2 separate regions of the Homo sapiens genome follow, and region 2 is linked to region 1. A link is an interaction called in ENCODE POLR2A ChIA-PET data of the cell type or tissue named here. Cell type or tissue: Panc1. All regions are shown on one strand. Each heading gives the region's core, and the rest is flanking DNA. Links, peaks and the distances in the headings are about the cores only.

Region 1 (8,000 bases), core at 1-8,000:
TCAGTAATACCTGTTTACGTAGCTTAGTACGATTCCTTGCCCTTTAAGACCAACACAGGGTCTTCTGGCATCCTATTTCATGTGAGTATCTCTGAGACATAAGCATGGGGGTGCAGGGGTAGTGCTGGTTATTATTCCTCTTTTACTGATAGGGAAAGGCGAGGCCTACAGAGGTTAGGTGACCTATCTAAGGACACAGCTAGTTAGTGACGGTCCTGGAATTTGCTCTCGGATCTCTCTGACTCCGAGGGCTCACTTTACACCTACATGTAATATGGGAGTACAGTTTGAGGGGTTCTGGAGTGCTTTCTCCAAATAATCTCTTACTGCTCTTACTCTTGCCTTAAATCCTGCCACTGATGCGTCATTATTTTGAGCTGTTGCTGTATCGAGGGTTCACTGTAATTTATTTCATCAAGACCTTTTTTTCTGGCAGTCCCAGGATGGCCTAAGGGCATAAGGCGCTTAGGTTTAGGGTGTGGAGGACTTGCTCAGAAAGAAGGTGCAAAAAGAGGAATTGCCAAGTCTGAGCATGGGGTCTGCCAGCTTCTCTCTAGCTCTCAGTTTCCCTGTATGGGATTGCAAGGATGGGAGGAAAAGTGTCACACCTCCTCCAAATCCTGGCTGCCCTGGAGTCCAGACATCGCTCCCTGCCAAGGCTACAGTGACTGCAGCAGTGGTACAGGGGAAGACTGCAATGGCTTTCAGCCAAGAAGGTCCATATTTATGTCTCATCAACTGTGACTAGGTGGGTCACCAGTCTCTTCCAGTTGCTGACCCTGTTTTCTCGTCTCTAAAATGGAAGTGATGATTTTTCTACTTACCACACAGGGTTGTGAGGCTCCATTGAAATGCCACTGTAAATTGCTATACAACAAAAGACAGGAATATCAGTATTGTCAGACACCCATTGGAGCCTCAGGCAGCTCAGCATTCCCCTTACCTGGTGAGTGAGGCATTTGTGCATTAGGAACAGACCTACAAAATCAGAGCACCAAAATGAAACATCACACTGTATTAATATTTTCACACCACTTAGCTCTCATTAAAATGTACTTTGCTGAATTTAATATGTGATTTCAAATGACACAACATATTAAGTGCTTAATATACTAGAAATTATGAAACTATTATAGTTGATGCCATATGAAATAATTACACTGAATTAAACTTTAGCAGCCAAGTGAAGGAAAGACTTCAACTTAAAACGTCTTAAAGAAGCTTAAGCCACCACTGTAATCCCCAAAATAAATGTCCAGAAATTAGGATCTTTAAATAAAAACTGGAACTTAATCTGTACTTACACCGGGAAGCTCTTCTGGGCTTTGGTGATGTGCAGCATTGTTCCCTTGGGGAGGTGAGGGGCCCTGGGACCCACTGCAGGCCAGGGTGTTGGGATCAGGGCTTCAGTGGGCTCGCTCCATGGGCCTGGCTGGGGGTTGGCTCAAATGGCCTGGAGTAAAGCCTTCTACCGAAGTGACAGATTAGTCTTTGCTCGAGATTAGCCTATTGACAAGTTAAAAATAAAAACAAACCCACCTTATGGAACATCTATTCAGTGCTTCCTTTGTGCCAGCCATTTTATATGCATTTCCTCATTTAATCCTCACAATACATCTGTTTTAAGAGCCACTGTTTTTCAGATGAGGAAACAGGCTCAGAAAGATTAAATGAATAATCCAGGGCCTTAAATCAGAATCCATAGTGTTCACCCCTGCATCAGATTGCCTTTCTCTAAACTCTTCAACCTCCTCATTAGTGTATGTGTATGCATGCATGTATGTACTACCTCCTATTTTAATAATGATTCAGTGACTGATATGGTTTGGCTGTGTCTCCACCCAAAATCTCATCTTGAATTGTAGTCCCCATAATCCTCACGTGTCAAGAGAGAGACCAGGTGGAGGTAATTGAATCATGGGGGCAGTTTTCTCCATGCTGTTCTTGTGATAGTGAGTGAGTTCTCACGGGATCTGATGGCTTTATAAGTGTTTGGTAGTTTCTCCTGCATTCATTCTCCTTACTGCCGCCTTGTGAAGAAGGCGCTTGCTTCCCCTTTGCCTTCCACCATGATTGTAAGTTTCCTGAGGCCTCCCCAGCCATGCAGAACTGTGAGTCAATTAAACCTCTTTATAAATTACCTAATCTCGGGCAGTTCTTTATAGCAATGTGAAAATGGACTAACACAGTGACCAAACACATTAGCCTGCTATATGACAGTGACATTACCTATATCTTTATCTCATTCCAGTCATGGAGACTAGGGACCATGGCTTGAGAGTTTCACCTTAAACTGTCTCGATACACTCAGTCTGGCTAACTTAGACAGGAAGAGCTCTGTGGATACTTGCTGTTAATTCAATTAAAGAAAAATGAATTCATTACCTCCTCAGTATCCTGACATATTACCTTTGTGTGCTTGCTTAAATAAGATATCCTCTTATAAAGAGCAAGGATACTTTCTATCATAGGGAATACCAGTGTCTTAGCTACTTAAGGCCCTATGTCTCAATTACTTATATCACATGAAAATACCCAATGGGCTGTTTGAAAAATATAAATTTTAGTGTGGACATTTAAATGTATTATCATTTACTGACCAGCAAAAATGATTTTCATAGAGACAGGAAAATTTGGCTCAACCAAACACATGTTTGTAATGAACTGAAAACATGTATTTCTCGTTAAGAGTCAAGATTAGGCTCTGTTTTGTATCATAGAAAAGCAAATAACAGTGGCTTTAAGATGATAGAGGTTTATTTCTCTTTCACATGAAACAAGTTGTCTTTTAAGGACTTGTCTGGTAGCTCCATTGTGGCAGACAGCCAGGCTCGTTTATCCTTTAGGGCCACAATTCATGGTCCAAGATGCTTGCTAGAGCTCCAAGTTCCAAGCAGGAAAGGCAAGGGGGAGGCCATTACTGCCCCGAGTAAAATCCATAACTCAGCATACCACCTAACACTCAGGAGCACTCAGTACATGGTACTCTTGGCTGTTGCTCATCTTCCGTTCTGCACAACAACAAGAAGGAGGAAGGGAAGTCGTATTTACTAATACCATACAGGGTTCTCAGGACCATGCTGGACATTTACACATGATTGCATTCAACTTTCATAATCCAGTGAGGGTGGTGTAGCAGCAGGTTAAGTAGGAAGTGAGGCTGTATCCACATGTGGAGGTAGGAAATTGGAGGGGAAGGGTGGAATGTTTCCATAAGAAGCCGAAGGGCTTTCAAGAAGGAAGGGATGAAGCCTCCAACACTTGCTCTCTGAGATTCAAGTTAATACACATTTTCAGTGTGGATCAAATGGTCCTGACGAAGGTGCAGTGGCAGGAAAGTGTTAATTATGCTCTTAGAATAAAATTGCCATGAGCATAGAAAGTGAAGAGATTAACAAATTTTAAAAAGACATTAGAAAAGCTAGCAAAAGACTTGAACAGGTGCATCGCAAATTAGGAGCTCCAAATGGTGAATGTGAAAATGTCCTCAACATCTTTAATCATCAGGGGAATACAAAACCACCTCACAATTAACACTGAGAAGTCTGATAATGCTGTTAACTAAAAACTCAATCAATATATAAATTTGGAAAGGAGAGCTTTGTTTCTTATAAAGGGTTATAGCCAGCAAGGTGGCCATTCTGACAGGCTGGGAAGTGTTAGCCTTGGTCGAAGCCCAGAAACACACTTCAAGGGAGAGAGGGAAGGGTAAGACAGGAATTTAAGCTGAATGGTTGGCCAAGTATAGGTATTCAACAGGATACAGGAGGAGCTATGAATATTCATGGAGGTGGTCCTAATACATGCATACTTGAATAAACATGCATATTACATATGACCCATGTTCTCTTTGCAGTGGAGACTTTTAAATGTAACATTTAAATGTAGTACAGTTAGGTTCTATATGTCAAAAGGTCTTTTCAGGACACAAAGGCACTCAAGTGTGCAGTCTCTGTAAACCAGCCAGACCAGTCCATGGTTGGTGGTCTTCTCATCAGGAGAAAGTTAACTGAAATAACTCTTGTCCAATCAAAGCTGTAGTTATGTCTTGTGGAACAGGGGGTCAGTTAGGTAGCATCTGGCGATGGATTGAGTTGCAGATTATTTAATATGGCTTATTTCAAGGCCAGTGCTTGTTTAGCTGCTGGAGAAAAAGAAAAACATTGTGGCAGTTGGAACAGAGTTAATTTTTTAAGTGTAGGGGAGCGTAGTGACTTAACCCTTGCATTGCATGGCCTTAGGTGTTGTTTATAGTTTGATATAGTCATAAAGAGTCCATTCTATCAGTCTTATTATCTCTATTTTAACATTAAAGCTGATCAGTTGGGCTGGATGCAGTGGCTCACACTTGTAATCCCAGCACTTTGGGAGGCTGAGGTGAGAGGATCACTTGAGCCCAGGACTTGGAGGCTGCAAGGGAATTATGGTCATGCAACTTCACTCCAGACTGGGTGACAGAGTAAGACCCTGTCTCTAAAAAATAAATAAATAAATACAATGCTGCTCAGTTATTGTGTCCAGATTGCAATATGACCTCTTGTCTCGTCATGACCAGGAACTCAGTTTTTAAGTCCTGTTGGCCAAGAGTGGGGGCTCCATTCAGTCAGTTGGGGGGCTTAGAATTTTATTTTTAGTTTACAATGCCAAGTGCTGATGAGGAAGTAGAGCAACCAAGATATGAGAATATATGTCTGGGGAGTGGGGAGATTGGTGCAACCACTTTGGAAAATGGCATACTCCTAAAATTGAAGATAAGTATACCTTATGACTCAGTTGTTCCTTTCTAGTTACATGCCCTAGAGAAACTCATGCATATGAGCACCAAGTTACAGGTAAAAGAATGTTCAAGGTAGCATTGTCTGTAATGGTCCCAAACTGGAAACAACTCAAGTGCCCATCAACAGAAGAATGGATATCCACACTGTGGTATATTCATGCAATAGAATACTATGCAGTCATGAAAATGAATCAACTACAGTTATTAGGTTGGCGCAGAAGAAATTGTGTTTTTTTGCCATTGAAAGTAATGGCAAGAACCACAATTACTTTTGCACCAACCAATACCTCCAGTGTTAGGGGCTGAATTATATCCCCCACTTCTACCTCCAAATTTGTATGTTGAAATCCCAACCCCTAGTACTGTAAAGTGTGACCATATTTGGAGATTGGGTCTTTAAAGGGGTAATTAAATTAAAATGAGGTTATTGGATGGACCCTAATCCAATATGGCTGATGTCCTTATTAGAAGAGGAAATCTGGACACAGACATGCACAGAGAAAAGGCCATGTAAAAACAGAGAAAATGTAGCTGTTGACAAGCCAAGGAGAGGACCTTAGGGGAAACCAACCCTGCCAACACCTTGATCTTGGGCTTCTAGCTTCCAGAACTGTGAGAGAATTAATTTCTGCTGTTTAAGCCACCCAGTCTGTGGAACTTTGTTAGGCACCCCTAACCCCCCAGCAGACTAACACACCAGCAATGTGGACAGATCTTGTAAACATGATACTGAGTGGAAGAAGGCACTAATAACATATACAGAACTATACCATTTATATAAAGTTCAAAATTAGGCAAGACCAAACTATTGTTTAAGGTCGTATATACAAATGGTAAAATGATGAAAGCAAGGAAGTTACCAAAAATAAGAAAATGGGAGGCGACACATAAAGGCTTCTGGGAGTGGGGGGTTGGGGTCGCCTAACAGTTCCACAGACTGGGTGGCTTAAACAGCAGAAATTAATTTGCCTGTTTCTTCACTTGGGTGCTGGTTACTCAGGTGTTCTCCCTAGAGTTGTGCACTGAACTGAACATTTATGTGTTGTGCACGTTGCAGTATTTATAATAAAATGCTGTAAAAGGAAGACAGAAGCAGGTGGGGGAAGAGGAGAAGCAGAGAGAGAAGGAACGAGGAGGGGGAAAAGGAGGGAAAGGAGGAAGGACGAGAAGCGGGAGGGGAAGAAATAAATCAGTGGGCTGGCCTCTTACCAAGTGGTGTGGTCTAAGAGCTGTGAGACCACAGCTGTCAGTTAAAGGTGGGTCCCAAGCTCAGGTGCTGCCTCTGAGTGTGAACCTGAGCCCAGAATCTCTCCCCTAGAGAAGGGCTTAGAAACTTTGTAACCTTGGGAAAGCCAGAGTATTTTTCTGAGATTTGTTTCTACATCTTTAGACCGGGGAAGATAAACACCTCTCAATAAATGTAAGGCTCTTCCTTTTACTAATTCAGGTCTCTGCTCTCATGTCACCTCCTCCAGGAAGCCTTCCCTAATGATCTTTTGAAAATAGCACCTCTTGGCTGGGTGAGGTGGGTATGCACCTGTGGTCCCAGCTATTTGGGAGCCTGAGGCAGGAGAATCGCCTGAGCCCAGGAGGCTGGGGTTGCTATGAGTCATGATTGCACCACTGCACTCCAGCCTTGGCAGCAGAGCGAAATCCTGACAAAAAAAAAAAAAAAAAAAAAAAAAAAAGGAAAAATAGCACCTTGATGTGGCTTGGCTCTGTGTCCTCACCCAAATCTCATCTCAAATTGTAATCCCCACATGTTGTGAGAGGGGCCTGATTGGAGGTGATTGGATCATGGGCAGACATCCCCCTTGTTATTCTCCTAATAGTGAGTCAGTTCTCATGAGATCTGGTTGTTTGAAAGTGTGTGGCACTTCCCCCTTTGCTCTCGCTCTCTCTCCTGCTCTACCATGGTCAGATGTGCTTGCTTCCCCTTCGCCTTCCACCATGATTGTAAGTTTCCTGAGGCCTTCCAGTCTTGCTTCCTGTTAAGCCTGCAGAACTGTGAGTCAGTAAAACTTCTTTTCTTCATAAATTATCCAGTTTCAGATAGTTTTGTTTTGTTTTGAGACAGAGTTTCCCTCTGTCGCCCAAGCTGGGAGTGCAGTGGTGCAATCTTGGCTCACTGCAACCTCCACCTCCTGGGTTCAAGTGATTCTTCTGCCTCAGCCTCCTGAGTAGCTGGGATTACAGGCACCCACCACCATGCCTGGCTAATTTTTGTATTTTTAGTAGAGATGGGGTTTCACCATGTTGGCCAGACTGGTCTTGATCTCCTGACCTCAAGTGATCCACCCACCTTAGCCTCCCAAAGTGCTAAGATTACAGGCATGAGCCACTGTGTCTGGCCTCAGGTAGTTCTTTATAGCACTGTGAAATGGACTAAGTACCTCCTTTCATTCTTTTTCCATTTATTTTTCTTTACAGTACTTAATACTGTTGATAAGTATTTATCACTGAAATTATGTCAAGTATTTGTGCATGAGGAGGAGCAGGATTTTTGTTTTGCTCCCCATTGTATTCCTAGTGCCTGAAACAGTATCTGACACATAGTAGATGCTCAATACATATTTGCAGTTAGTTTGGGTGTGTTGGCTCACATCTGTAATCCTAGCACTTTGGGAGGCCAAAGCAGGAGAATCACTTGAGGTCAGAAGTTCGAGACCAGCCTGGCCAACATGGCAAAACCCTGTCTCTACTAAAATACAAAAATTAGCCAGTGTAGTGGCACACGCCTGTAATCCCAGCTACTCCAGAAGCTGAGGCATGAGAATTACCTGAACCTAGGAGGCAGAGGCTGCAGTGAGCCAAGATTGTGCCACTGCACTCCAGCCTGGAGGACAAGAGCAAGACTTCGTCTCAAAAAAAAAAAAAAAAAAGAAAAGAAAAGAAAAGAAAAAATTTGCTGTTACAAACATTAGATAATAATTTTGTGATGCCAGGCACCTGAGGCACTCAATAAATGCTCGTTCTCTCCTCCCCTTTTAGCTGAGAACCTCACCCTCATTTCCTGGAGCTGGCAGCCCCTTATCTTTTTCCTTCCCCCCTCCAACCTGGGACTGAGAAAGTGCCTACAACTGACGCCTCTGATCAGTAGCAACATTTCACCCCCTGGGGCCAATCTGGCCCATCATCTGTCCCCTCCCCACACCCTTGCCAAGGGTCACAGTCTCCCTGCCCCAGGGGAGGGTCCCTTTCCCTCAGAGGGGCCGAGCTGCCC
Region 2 (13,105 bases), core at 3,050-11,049, 220 kb after region 1:
TATCAAAATGAATTCTCTATGCACATTTGTTTATGAAAGGTTTAATTTTTCATTAGGGGAGTACCCATAAATGTCATTTTTAAGAATGTGGAGGGTATTTTGTCATCTTTAGGAACTTAGAAGCAGGAGGGTGTGATGGCCAGATGATCTTGGTAGTTAATAAGCTGACAGCTTCATGAAACTCCTCTTAAAGTAATTTAAAAAAAAATATGTGTTTTTTTGGAGTAAAACTCAAACCAAGTTATAGTGCCATTTTAATTTACAGGAAGAAGAGTGGGAGAGAAGAAGTCCATCAGCATTTTAGTGGAGTAAATAATGAAATTAAATGGGAAGAGAAACCATAATTATAAAAGTTACTATGAGTGTGTCAGTGAATTCTATTGTTATTTTCTGCCTCTTTATTTTCAAGAAATAGCTACTTAATTTTGATCCTTACGCTGTAATTTGTCTGCTTTTATTTCAGATAGAGTCAAGTACATCTGATAGTTTATTCATGGATTTGATTTGAATCTCTATAACTTGCTTTTGTCAAGTGCCACATTTAGATGGCTTTTGTTTTATGTCATTATTTTTATCAACAGTATTTTAAAAACTCTACAGTATAGTTTATAAAATACTACGTATAGTTTCTAAGTATTTCATATGATTGTTTTGAAATACCTCCTTCTTTTCATCCACCGTTTTCTCCTGGGCGATCCCATTGTCTTTTTCTTCAAAGAGTTTCTTGTAATCCCTGTTGATTGCGGTAGTGCTTAGTGGCGAGTCCATAGCTGATTAACCTTGGGTGTCTCCTGGTGAACTCCATCAGCATGCTGCTCCAGGGTTCTTGCTGAGGCTTTTGAGTTTAGTGTAATTTGTACCCTTTTTTGCTGGTAACCAGGGATAAGAAAATAAAATGGCCAATGGTTGTAGCGGGAACTGGGAAAAAGTATCCAAGTCTCAGAAAAACTGGGTGTTTATGATGAGATGTAGCCTTTCAAAACAACAACCAAAAACGGATTCATTACTTCATAGAATTGATTGTGGTGTTTTCTGAAGTGTTTGACTCTGGCATGAAGCATCTTGCTTTTTTAATGTTTGAATAATAATATCTTACTTATATAGTACTTTGCAGTTCATAATATATTGCATTATCTCTTTTGATCTTTCCAACAGTTCTTTGAGGTAGGAAAGGCAAGTAATAACTAAATCCTTTTTATAGATAGAGAAAGTGAGCCCAGAAAGGGTACGTGACTATTGCAAGGTCATACAAATAAAAGTGGCAGGGACTTGAGCCTAGGTCTTGTGTAGTCCTCCTTAAAGGTCCTACAGCAGACCTGGAGTCCTCTAGGGTGCCCAGTTCACAGATTTCTACTTATGTTGTTGCTGATACTTTCCCTTTTGGAAAAGCTCTATGCTAGGGTATTTTTGGATATTCTAGGGCATTTTGCAAGCTTCCTTGCAAAAAGTTTGGAGTTTGTTAGTTGGAATCATACACATTAATTTTTGTAAGTATCATTTTGCTTGAGAAAATTTCAGAGAATCTGAGAAGTAAGCAGAAAAATAAACAGTACCTGTAATCCCAACACTCAGAGATATCATGGTTAACATCTGGGTATTTATCCACTTAAGACTTTCTCTCTGTGAGCATATGTATATGTATATTCATCATAAAAAGATACAACACTGTTTTTTATTTATAATCTGCTATTTTCATGTCTATCCAGGTTAGTAAATACAGGTCTATATGATCATTTGAAACCTTACATTGTGTTTTATTAAACTAGTCCCTGTCAGATTATTCTACTTTTTTTTTTTTTTTTTTTTTTGAGACGGAGTCTTCCTCTGTTGCCCAGGCAGTAGTGCAGTGGCGCGATCTCGGCGCACTGCAAGCTCCGCCTCCCGGGTTAACACCATTCTCCTGCCTCAGCCTTCGGTGTAGCTGGGACTACAGGTGCCCGCCACTACGCCCCGCTAATTTTTTTGTACGTTTTTAGTAGAGACGGCGTTTCACCGTGTTGGTCAGGATGGTCTCGATCTCCTGACCTTGTGATTTGCCCGTCTCGGCCTCCCAAAGTGCTGAGATTACAGGCGTGAGCCACCACCGCGCCAGGCCCAGATTATTCTCCTTTTTTTGCAGTGTGTTTGCAGACATGTACCAAAGTTTGCAGATGTTTTATTTTAACTAAATATATTGATATGACAGATCTTTTTTGTGCTTTAGAAAGCAATGCAGGACCGGATGCCATGGCTCACACCTGTAATACCAGCACCTTGGGAGGCTGAGGTGGGCGGATCACGAGGTCAGGAGTTGAAGACCAGCCTGACCAAGATAGTGAAACCCCGTCTCTACTAAAAATACAAAAAATTAGCTGGGCGTGGTGGTGGGCGCCTGTAATCTCAGCTACTCAGGAGGCTGAGGCAGGAGAATCGCTTGAACCTGGGAGGCAGAGGTTGCAGCGAGATTGCGCCACCGGACTCCAGCCTGGGCTACAGTGTGAGATTCCGTCTCAAACAAAAAAAAAAAAAAAAAAAAAGAAAGCAATACAAATGTTTATTTTATTTTTGTAGAGTCAGGGGTCTCACTGTGTTGCCCAGGCTGGTCTCAAATTCCTGGCCTCAAACAGTGCTGCCTCGGTTTCCCAAAGTGTTGGGATTACAGGTGTGAGACACTGTGCCTCTGTGCTCGGTTTTTACAGGTGTGAGGTACTGTGCCACTGCACCCACTCTACAAAATTAGCTAAAATGTTGTCAGTGAAATAAATTAGTCATTCTTGGTTTGTTCATTGTCATACCTTTATTGTTTATGTTTCTGTAATATGTGAGATAAGATTATTAAATGATGGCAGATACAGGTTTTACAAAATGTAAGCAAACATTACTTCAGCATCAGAATGTTTGATAAAGTATGAAATCGATTATGAAGTAGTATTTTATAATCTATTCATACTATTCTATGAATAGTAGAATTTCAAGTAGGCAAGTATGTTTGATTTTGGAAATTATATCACAGTGACCACATATTGCAAGTTTTTGTACCTTATTTAGATGCTTATCAGTTTTTTTTGTTTTGCTGGGATTACAGGTGTGAGCCACCACGCCCAGCTGATGCTTATCAGTTTTTAACTGGCATTTTAAAACTATATTGAACATTGCCAGACGTGGTAATCCCAGCACTTTGGGAGCCAAGGTGGACAGATCACGAGGTCAGGAGTTCGAGACCAGCCTGACCAACATGGTGAAACCCTATCTCTACTAAAAATACAAAAATTAGCCGGGCGTGGTGGTGCGCACCTGTAATCTCAGCTACTCAGGAGGCTGAGGCAGGAGAATTGCTTGAACCTGGGAGGCGGAGGTTACAGAGAGCTGAGACCGTGCCACTGTACTCCAGGCTGGGCGACAGAGTGAGACTCCGTCTCAAAAACAAACAAACAAAAAATCCCCCAAAAAACAAACACTATACTGAACATTAATATAGAGAAAATGGAAATAAGACTTTACCATATTTTTAATCTCAAAACAAAGTGTTGCCATTTAAATTGGGAGGTAACATAGTTTCAAGGATCCACAATCTCTGCCTCCGGGGTTCAGGCAATTCTCCTGCCTCAGCCTCCCGAGTAGCTGGGATTACAGGCATGCGCCACTGCGCCCAGCTAATTTTTGTATTTTTAGTAGAGACAGGGTTTCACCATGTTGGCCAGGTTGGTCTCTATCTCTTGACCTCGTAATCTGCCCGCCTTGGCCTCCCAAAGTTCTGGGATTGTAGGCGTGAGCCACCGTGCCTGGCCCAGGATCTGGTTTTAGAAAGATAACATAGGCAATGAAAGCATTTTTATTTTTAGAAAAAACCTTTATGAGTTAAACCAATTAATAAATGCATATGTGAATTAAGAATGCTATTTGTGCAACATCTGAAAAGTAGTGCATGTAGAAGGAACTTGAAATTGATCGTACTCTAAATTTGATTCGTTCGACTTTGGTCTTCACCTAAATCTGTATTTATGTAACGTTTTATCATTAGGATTTCTTTGAAATAGGCAGTAGAGACAATTTTAAAGTACTTAGTTGTCTTTAACCATCAATTTCAGAAGTAGTATTAATTGCCACTGCACTTTTTGCTAGATGTTTATGACTATATTTCCCCTTCCATGTTAAAAATTGTGCAACTCCTGTTACTTTTGATTCCCTCTACTCTTGGTTTCAGTAGTGTCACATGAAAAGAAAATTCCCTAGAACCCTTCCTTCAGAGTTTTCTGGTAAGTCTTCATTCTTAGCTATGAACTTCTAAAATTCGTCAAAATGAAGAAACCACCTTTTTATTTTTCAGCTTTTCTTTAGATCAAGCAAACAAAACAAACATAAATCCTTTGAATATTAACTAATGATGGAGATATCAGTAACTCTCATAGGACTGTTGTAAACGTTCCTATTTTTGAAAACTTAATCTCTTTTTTACCTTTTTTGCTATTCACTGCTTTCAGTTTACCCGCTTTGGTTGCCGGGTTAATTTCACCAAAACACTCCTTTCATTCTGTCACTCCTATCTATAAAAACTTTGAATGGCTTTCTATCGAAAACTGGATAAAGACTTAGTTCTCAGTCTAGTATTCAAGATTTTCTATTGTCTGGCCCCATTCCACTTTGTGTGTGTGTTTTGTCTCTTCAGCTGTATAGCAAAAGCCCTTAACTTAAAGCCAGAGCTGTTAGTTTGCGTCTTTTTGTTGGCTGGTGTTCTGTTTGTACACCCCCCATTCTCCCATCCCTACCCTGTGGACACAATAGGTGTTTTTAATATACATGTGTCAGATGAACAAATTATGTTTAAGATTTGTTTCTGTCAGAGACTGGGGCCTGATACTCTTGTCTATAAGACAATCTAAATTGAAAATATTTTTAGGGTCATATCTTCGCTCTTTTTTCTTGCTGCTGCTTAGATGAACTTGAATAACATTAAATCCAGAATAATTTATCAAGGGCTGTTTTAGATTTACCTTTTACATTATTTTAAGTTATAGAGATAATAAGTGACTACACTTCTCATTGTAATGATCTAACAGTAAATAGGGTAAAAATGGAAAGACCTCATCATCTTCATTCTTAGAGGGAATCATTTTGGTGTATATCTGTGTATTCTTATTTGGGTGGGCAGGGGGAGGTGACAGCTTTATTGAGATAAAATTAACATATCCCATTACAGTTCACCTCGTTAAAGTGCACAGTCAGGTAGTTTTTGGTATATTCACAAAGTTGTGTAACCATTAACCACAATCAGTTCTAGAATATTTTTTCACCTCGAAAAGCAACCCTACATCCTTTTAGCATCATCCCCTTCCCAAACCTTACCTCACTCTTAGCCCTAGGCGACTGATAATCTATTTTGAGTCTCTGTAGACTTGCCTATTTTGGGCATTTAATATAAATGGAATAAAAATATGTCACTTTTTGTGTCTGGTCTTGTATTCATTTTTTTCTCTGCATGGGCATTTAAATGTGTATGTCTGTATAATATTTTTAATTTATTGTGTGTGTGTATGTCTAGATGAGAACAAAACTAGGCACATAGAAGGAACTTAAGTGAATGTACATGTACATAAATATCTTTTCTAAAACTGTGAGACCATACCATATGTAGCATCCTACAGTTTGCTTTTTTTTACAATAGATAGTGAAGATCTTTCCATGACATGTCCAGACAATGAGATGGTCTCATTCTTTTTAACAGTGTGTAATATTTCCTATGTATGTTTATAGAGATTTACCTCTTGAATTTATCAGTGTATATGGTTAAAAGTTCTTAACAACTTGTTTTGATGGTTTTGCTATACACTACTGGTTTTTTTAAAAAAATAATTGCCACATTTAATGTAACCTCTGTAGTATTAATGCTGGAGTTTCACTTAACAATAGGAATGAAAACATCACAGGTAAGGGTTGTATAGCTTGAGGAGAAATGGAATGCAGGGTCTTTATGCAGTTCTGGCAGTGCTCAGCCAAAGCAATTCATTTTGTATTTGGGTTTCTGAATGTGAGCAAGCCTGTTTTTAAAAAAGCTCATGGCATAGTGCTTAAAATAGAACTTAACATGCTATCTTGTGCTTTATGGTGAATTTTAAGACTTTTTCTTGCAGTCATGCAAGTCTAATCTTAAAGATTGGAAAGATTTCAGAGTAAATATTTTTTCTCATATGTTAAAATCATCATTCTGGTCTATGGGCTTCTGTAAGTTACCCAAGAAGGGGACTGAAGAGGCACAGAACTGGCTCAGAAACTGGCTTATAGTAGATTCTCAGTAATTGTTATTTATTAAAGAATTATTTATCACATTCTGTTATTTATTATATTTTTGGGTATCTGCTGTGTATGAGGTACCAGGTTATTGGTGATTTTAATATATTATCACATATGTGTGTATATTTATTTAAATATTTCTGTTATAGCGGAATGTTTACTAAAAATTATCTTTTTAAAAATTATACAAGTAATGCATCAGTTCTTACAGAGGTTTTCAAAGTCTATTTCTCAGGCCTCTGGTGGTTCCCCGAAGTTTTTCTGAGGGTTCTCCAGGTCAAAATGATTTTCCTAATAATAGGCATTATTTACGTGCTGACATTTGCAAAATCAGTGGTGGGTAAAACTGCCAGCACCTTGGCACAAATTAAGGCATTGGTACTAAATTGTACTAGTAGTTGTGTTCTTCATCACTGTGCACTTGGAATTAAAAAAAAAAATGCCAGTTAAACTTTATGTCCTTGATGAAGCAATAAAACTTACTAATTTTATTGTATCTCAATCCTTGAGTACATTTAAAAATATATTTTGTATGATGAAATGAAAAGTACCTGTAAAACACTTTTATTGAATATCAAATCTGATGGTTAACTCAAGGAAAAGAACTTGTGCAGTTGAGTTGTGAGCTTTTTAAATGGAATACCATTTTTACTTGAAAAAATGGCTGGCAAAGTATGGTTATACAGACTAGGGTATTTGGCATACATTTTCATGAAAATAAACAAAGTGTGCCTGTCACTACAGGGAAAACAACTGACAATATTTGTTACTAATGATAAAATTTAAGCTTTCAAATGAAAATAGAACTTTGGAAGACATGTATTTGCCACTGTGAGCTTGACAGTTTCCCAATACTTGACTTTTTTGATAAGATCAGTGTGATATTAATGAATGTGTTATGTTGAAGTTGCATAGTGAAATATGTCAACATTTGGAAGAACTGCATAACTCAGTGAACTAATATTTTCCAAATAACCAATGCATGATATTACAAAATCATGCCTGGATAAAAAGATCCATTGGAAATGGAAGATAGACCAATGAATTTCAGTTTATCAGAGTGGGAAATATTCATTGATACGGTTTCAGATTCCTGCGTTGCAGCAGCCTTTAAGAACCTGCCATTTGTTGTGTTTTGGTGAAGGATCAAAGAATATCGAAAGTTATCTGAAAAGGCTAGAGCATTTTAATAAAAATACTCTATTTTTTCCCAACTCTATAGAGCTTCATAAGGCTAGATTTCCTTTATATTCTTCATCCAAAACAATCTAATACACAGATTGAATGGAAAAGTAGATGTGAGAATCAAGATGTCTTTATTAAGCTAGATGTTAAAGAGATTTGCAAAAATGTAAAACCATGATAGTCTTCTAATTTTTATTAAAAATATTTTTTAAATATGAGATTTATGTTAACAAGTAATGGATTAATTAATTAATTTGTTTTTTGAGATGGGCTTTGCCATGTCGCCCAGGCTGGTCTCGAAGTCGGGGGCTCCAGTGATCGCCTGCCTCGGCCTCCCAAAGTGTTAGGATTACGGCGTGAGACACCATGCCCAGCTATTATTTTTTTTTAAATGACAAATCTTTTAAAGTTTTCTGCTTTAACTGCAAATACAGTAAATATTGATAGATTTAATCGACATAAAGTTTTTTTGCGGGGGGGATGGTCCTCCACTTTCAAGAGTCCCAAGAGCAAAAACTTTGAAAACTTGATCTTTTTTAAAATTTAAAATTTACAGTACAGCAGTGCCTAATTTAAAATGGGACGATCCCTTTCACCTTCCCACTCATGGTATTTTTTATAACTTAAAAGGAAAAATAAGGCTGGGGGCAGTGGCTCACACCTGTAATTCCAGTGCTTTGGGGGAGACCTAGGCAGGCAGAGTGCTTAAGCTCAGGGGTTCCAGACCAGCCTGGACAACATGGCAAAACCACATCTCTACCAAAAATACAAAAAATTAGCTGGGCATGTTGATGCGCACCTGTGGTTCCAGCTGCTTGGGAGGCTGAAGTGGTAGGATTTTTTGATCCTGGGAGACAGAGGTAGCAGTGAACTGAGATCCACTGCACTCCAACTGGGTGACAGAGTGAGACCCTGTCTCGAGAAAAAAAAAAAAAAAGAAAAAATTTATTTCTAGTGATCTCTTACAAGGCAGTTTGCTAAGCAGAGTTATTTAATTAAATCCTGCATCTCTGTAAGTAATGCTAAACGGTAGTAGCTTGCATTGCACTGAACGAATGTGCTTGAAGTACTTTTTTTTTTTTTTTTTTTTTGGAGACAGGGTCTCCCTCTCTTGCCCAGGCTGGAGTGCAGTGGTATGATCATGGCTCACTGCAGCTTCGAACTCCTGGGCTCAAATGATCCTTCCACCTCAGCCTCCTGAGTAGCTAGGACTTCAGGTGCTTGCCACCATGCTCAGCTGACTAAAAGCTTTTTTTTTTTTTTTTTTTTTTTTTTTTGGAGATAGGGTCTTGCTGTGTTGCCCAGGCTGCTCTCAGACTCATGTGATCCTCATGCCTCAGCCTCCTAAAAGTGTTGGAATTCAAGGTGTTGAGCCACTGCACCTGGCTTGAAGTACTTGTAATCAGTAATGGTGTGGGAAATATATAACTTAATTTTTTCAAGGTTATGTTTTTTCTTTTTTCTTTTTTTTGAGACAGAGTCTCGCTCTGTTGCCCAGGTTGGAGTGCAGTGACATGATCTCGGCTCACCACAACCTCCGCCTCCTGGATTCAAGCAATTCTTCTGCTTCAGCCTCCCGAGTAGGATGCGCACCACTGTGCCCAGCTAATATTTGTGTTTTTAGTAGAGATGGGCTTTCACCATGTTGGCCAGGCTGGTCTTGAACTGCTGACCTCAGATCATCCACCTGCCTCAGCCTCCCAAAGTGCTGGGATTACAGGTGTGAGCCACCATGCCTGGCCTGATTGCTTTTTCTGTAGTAAAATATAAGAATCATATGAATAAATGAAAAATTCCCTAACTTAATATTAGCCAAGAACTTCCTCTCCAGCAGAGCTTAGCTCTTACCAAATATATATGATTGATTTGCATTCTACCTATTTTGTTTTTTTCCTTTCCCTTTTGTGGGATAAACTTGAAACAGGACCTAGAAATTGTAAGACTCTGAATGCTTTTCAGTTTCTTTCTGCATTTCTTTAGAGTGGTGTGTGAAAAACTTCAGCCTCTGTTCCTTAAACATCTTTCCCCAGGGTGTCAAAGTAAGACTGGAAAAGGAATATTTTTGTCCCAGAAGTTATTCTAATATGTGATTTCAAAATCAGGTAGCATCTTAAAGGTTAAAGACCTTTAAAAAAAAAGTATAGTATTTTGTGTCTAATTGAATCATAATCAGGGAAAAGAACATGAATTTTAGAATTGCCATTAGTCTTCACCTCTGAATTTAGATAGTCCCAGGAATGAGATTAATGGTCTTCTAAGTGTGAGTAGGTCTGGTCTGTCCATTTTTTCCCGAGAGGAATTCTATAATCTCTTGTTGAGGCTACTTACCTGGCTGATAATGTTTGGGGAACAAGGCAGGATAAAGGTGTCCCACTTATGAGTATGCAGACTTTGCTTAATCTCCACTTTTAGATTTGTGCCTCACCCTTGATCTTAGTTCCATGCTGGTCTGAGTCTGGAGCCTCTCTGGTTCAGTTGTTCCAGTAATCCTCTGGCCTCTTGTGTTACGAGAGGCTAGTGGGCATGGTAGGGAAGTTGTCTCATGGATATTTAGTTAGAGGAGACCTGAGGGTGTAACCATCCTGTATGTTCAGATTTTCTAACAGCCCCCTTGTACCTTGCCCCCTGTGTTTTTAGATATGCTTGCCTTTCTTTAGTATTCCCCTCTCTAGGCATTTGTAGGTTGTAGCTTCCTCTTCTGATTTAGTTACCACTGCATTGCCTGCTTTTCATCATCAAAAAGTTTGTTGAAATTTCTAGTTGGTTATTTTTTTTTCTTTTTGTCCTTGTGGATTAAAGATTTTTCTTTTTTTCTTCCCTCACTGTCATTTTGTTTCTCTTTATGGGGGGAATATGGCAGACATTTGTATATGGTGAATTCATATTTAACTGGAGGTCATTGTAAACTTTCTGTGAAGCTTATAATACAAACTATATTAATATATAATAATGATTCTTAAATAGATGCCTATGTTGAATTAAGATTTATATTGAGTGGTAGTAGAAATCGTGTTATTTTCTAAGAGAAAGCTAGGTTGCTTTTTTAAAAAAAATTAAATTATATACAGCGTAGTATGTATAACCTTATAGAAAAATGTGTAACTTATAGAAAGGTAGTAAAACAAACATCAAGCCTAATAAATAGAGCATTCTAAAACCTTGAGGCCTTCCTTTGTGCACCCTCATCCTCTCTTCCCCATTTCTTCTAGGTAACTTGTATCAATAGTGTATTTTAAAGGTGAAAACTAGGAGTGAAACAGTAGTTTTGTATATTATTATTTGTAATGTTGTCTTAAAACCATTGCATCTAATATTTTATATCATAGTCTTGTAAATTTCCAAATTTACTGTAGCATTCTTCAAAGAGGAGGATTCCGTAGGAGAAGGTGGAGAGGAAAGTTTTGGAGACCTGAAAATATGTATAGGGTGAACGTGGTGGTTCACATCTGTAGTCCCAGCACTTTGGGAGGCTGAAGTGTGCAGATTGCTTGAGTGCAGGAGTTTGAGACCAGCCTGGGCGATATGACAAAAACCTGTGTCTACAAAAAAATACAAAAAGTAGCTGGCTGAGGCATGTGCCTGTGGCCCAGCTACTTGGGAGGCTGAGGTGGGAGGATCGCTTGAGCCAGGAGGTTGAGGCTGTAGTGAGCTGTGATGGCGCCACTGTACTCCAGCCTGAAGGACAGAGCATGGCCAATATATGTGCTCATAGATTTCAGTAAGTACATCTGGTGATGTTTGTGGAAGAAGGGACTTAAGTTAATTACCACAGTGATTTACCCGGGGTTAAGTCTTTTTTTTTGAGACTGAGTTTGCACTCCTGTCACCCAGGTTGGAGTACAATGGCGCTATCTCGGCTCACTGCAACCTCTGCCTCCTGGGTTCAAGTGATTCTCCACCCTCAGCCTCCCGAGTAGCTGGGATTACGGGTGTCTGCCACCATGCTTGGCCAATTTTTGTATTTTTAGTAGAGAAGGGATTTTGCCCTGTTGGCCAGGCTGGTCTCGAACTCATGACCTCAGGTGTTCCACCCACCTCAGCCTCCCAAAGTGCTGGGATTACAGGCATGAGCCACCGCCCCTGCCCTGGGTTAAGTCTTGAAAAGTGCTCAGGCTTATGTGTCAATGCTCTCATCCACGAAGAAGTTGAATCGTCAGAGTTATGAGAAAAGTCCAGCTTTTTGGCAAGACCATTAAAGTCTGTGTTACACCTTAAATGTTTTTGTCCTTTTTTTTTTTTTTTTTTTTGAGGTGGAGTCTTGCTCTGTCACCCAGGCTGGAGTGCAGTGGCACAATATTGGCTCACTGCAACCTCCACCTCCTGGGTTCAAGCCATTCTCCTGGCTCAGCTGCCCCAGTAGCTGGGATTACAGGTGCGCACCACCGTGCCCAGCTAATTTTTGTATTTTTAGTAGAGACGGGGTTTCACCATGTTGGCCAGGCTGGTCTCGAACTCCAGACGTCGTGATCCGCCCACCTCAGCCTCCCAAAGTGCTGGGATTACAGGCGTGAGCCACCGCACCCGGCCTTGTCCATTATTTTTTTGGATACATTTAAAAAACTCTTAGTAAAACATAAAAATAGTTATTCCTTTACTGGGCTTATAATAAGTATTCTTTGTGGCTATAGGTATTCTCTGCTAAATCTTGCAAACAAGCATTCTCCCTTACGCTCCCCTCCTCCTTCCTTTTGCCCGTTTGACCTTTGGTATCACATTTACTTAAAGCAAGGTTCTTATCCAGTCATTCTATCAATAAAAATGAGTGCTGATTTATATGCCAAATCAGCTGTGTTAAATGCTCACACATCATTTGGGAATGAAATAGAGTTTTTGCTTTTGTGAAATTACATTCTAGGCTGGGCACGGTGGCTCATGCCTGTAATCCCAGCACTTTGGGAGGCTGAGGCGGGCGGATGACAAGGTCAGGAGATCGAGACCATCCCGGCTAACACGGTGAAACCGCGTCTCTACTAAAAATACAAAAAATTAGCCGGGCGTGGTGGCGCGGGAGCCTGTAGTCCCAGCTACTTGGGAGGCTGAGGCAGGAGAATGGTGTGAACCTGGGAGGCGGAGCTTGCAGTGAGCCGACATTGTGCCACTGCACTCCAGCCTGGGTGACAGAGCAAGACTCCGTCTCAAAAAAAAAAAAAAAAAAAGAAATTACATTCTAGTACTCCTGTAACTATATGAAAAATAGTTTGGTTCTCTTGTACCTTTCCATATTTGAATTTTTATAGAGAGCAGATGTTTTAATAATTAGGAAGAACTTTATTTTGGGAAATGTTTTCTGGAATATGAATTAACAATGTTAAATGCATTGTTAAAGTTTAATAGTCATTTGTTGTATATATGCTTCCTAAAGGTAGTTTTTGGAGGAAGGAGATGTGGGAGGAGCAAGGAAAAGATATGAAAGAGTTATTGTAGGAAGTTTGATTGCTGGCTCACTGGAAAGTTTAGTGAGATGCCTGTGCCCATTGAGATTGACGACTGTGGATGTAAAATAACATCCATCTGCATGAGTGCATGCATTCTTTTCTCCTACAAAGTGGGAACTAGTTGAATGTGCCAGGCATGGAGGGACAATGGAATTTTGCAAAGAAATGTTTAGGGGCTAATGGATAGGGCATGACAACATCAATGAATTAGAGATCTT

What was found. Peaks named below come from ENCODE experiments on the same cell type or tissue, not always from the same donor. Only the 100,000 strongest peaks of a DNase experiment are listed, where the experiment ranks them.
Region 2: POLR2A ChIA-PET joins it to region 1 with 16 read pairs; 12 of 35 experiments call an interaction of 5 or more read pairs at or near these places.

The regions. Positions count from the first base shown.
Region 1 is chr15:67,844,781-67,852,780 of GRCh38, forward strand. No RefSeq gene overlaps it. Among named protein-coding and RNA genes, the nearest start is that of RNU6-1, 8.7 kb to the left of the region's middle. RefSeq lists enhancers at 906-1,406, 1,407-1,907. In Panc1, for the core only: no CTCF peak of the experiment used is centred there; no DNase peak of the experiment used is centred there; H3K27ac peaks cover 4,189 bases.
Region 2 is chr15:68,057,215-68,070,319 of GRCh38, forward strand. All of the region lies in intron 1 of PIAS1 (protein inhibitor of activated STAT 1), which reads left to right. Among named protein-coding and RNA genes, the nearest start is that of PIAS1, 9.5 kb to the left of the region's middle. RefSeq lists an enhancer at 12,437-12,937. In Panc1, for the core only: no CTCF peak of the experiment used is centred there; no DNase peak of the experiment used is centred there; H3K27ac peaks cover 557 bases.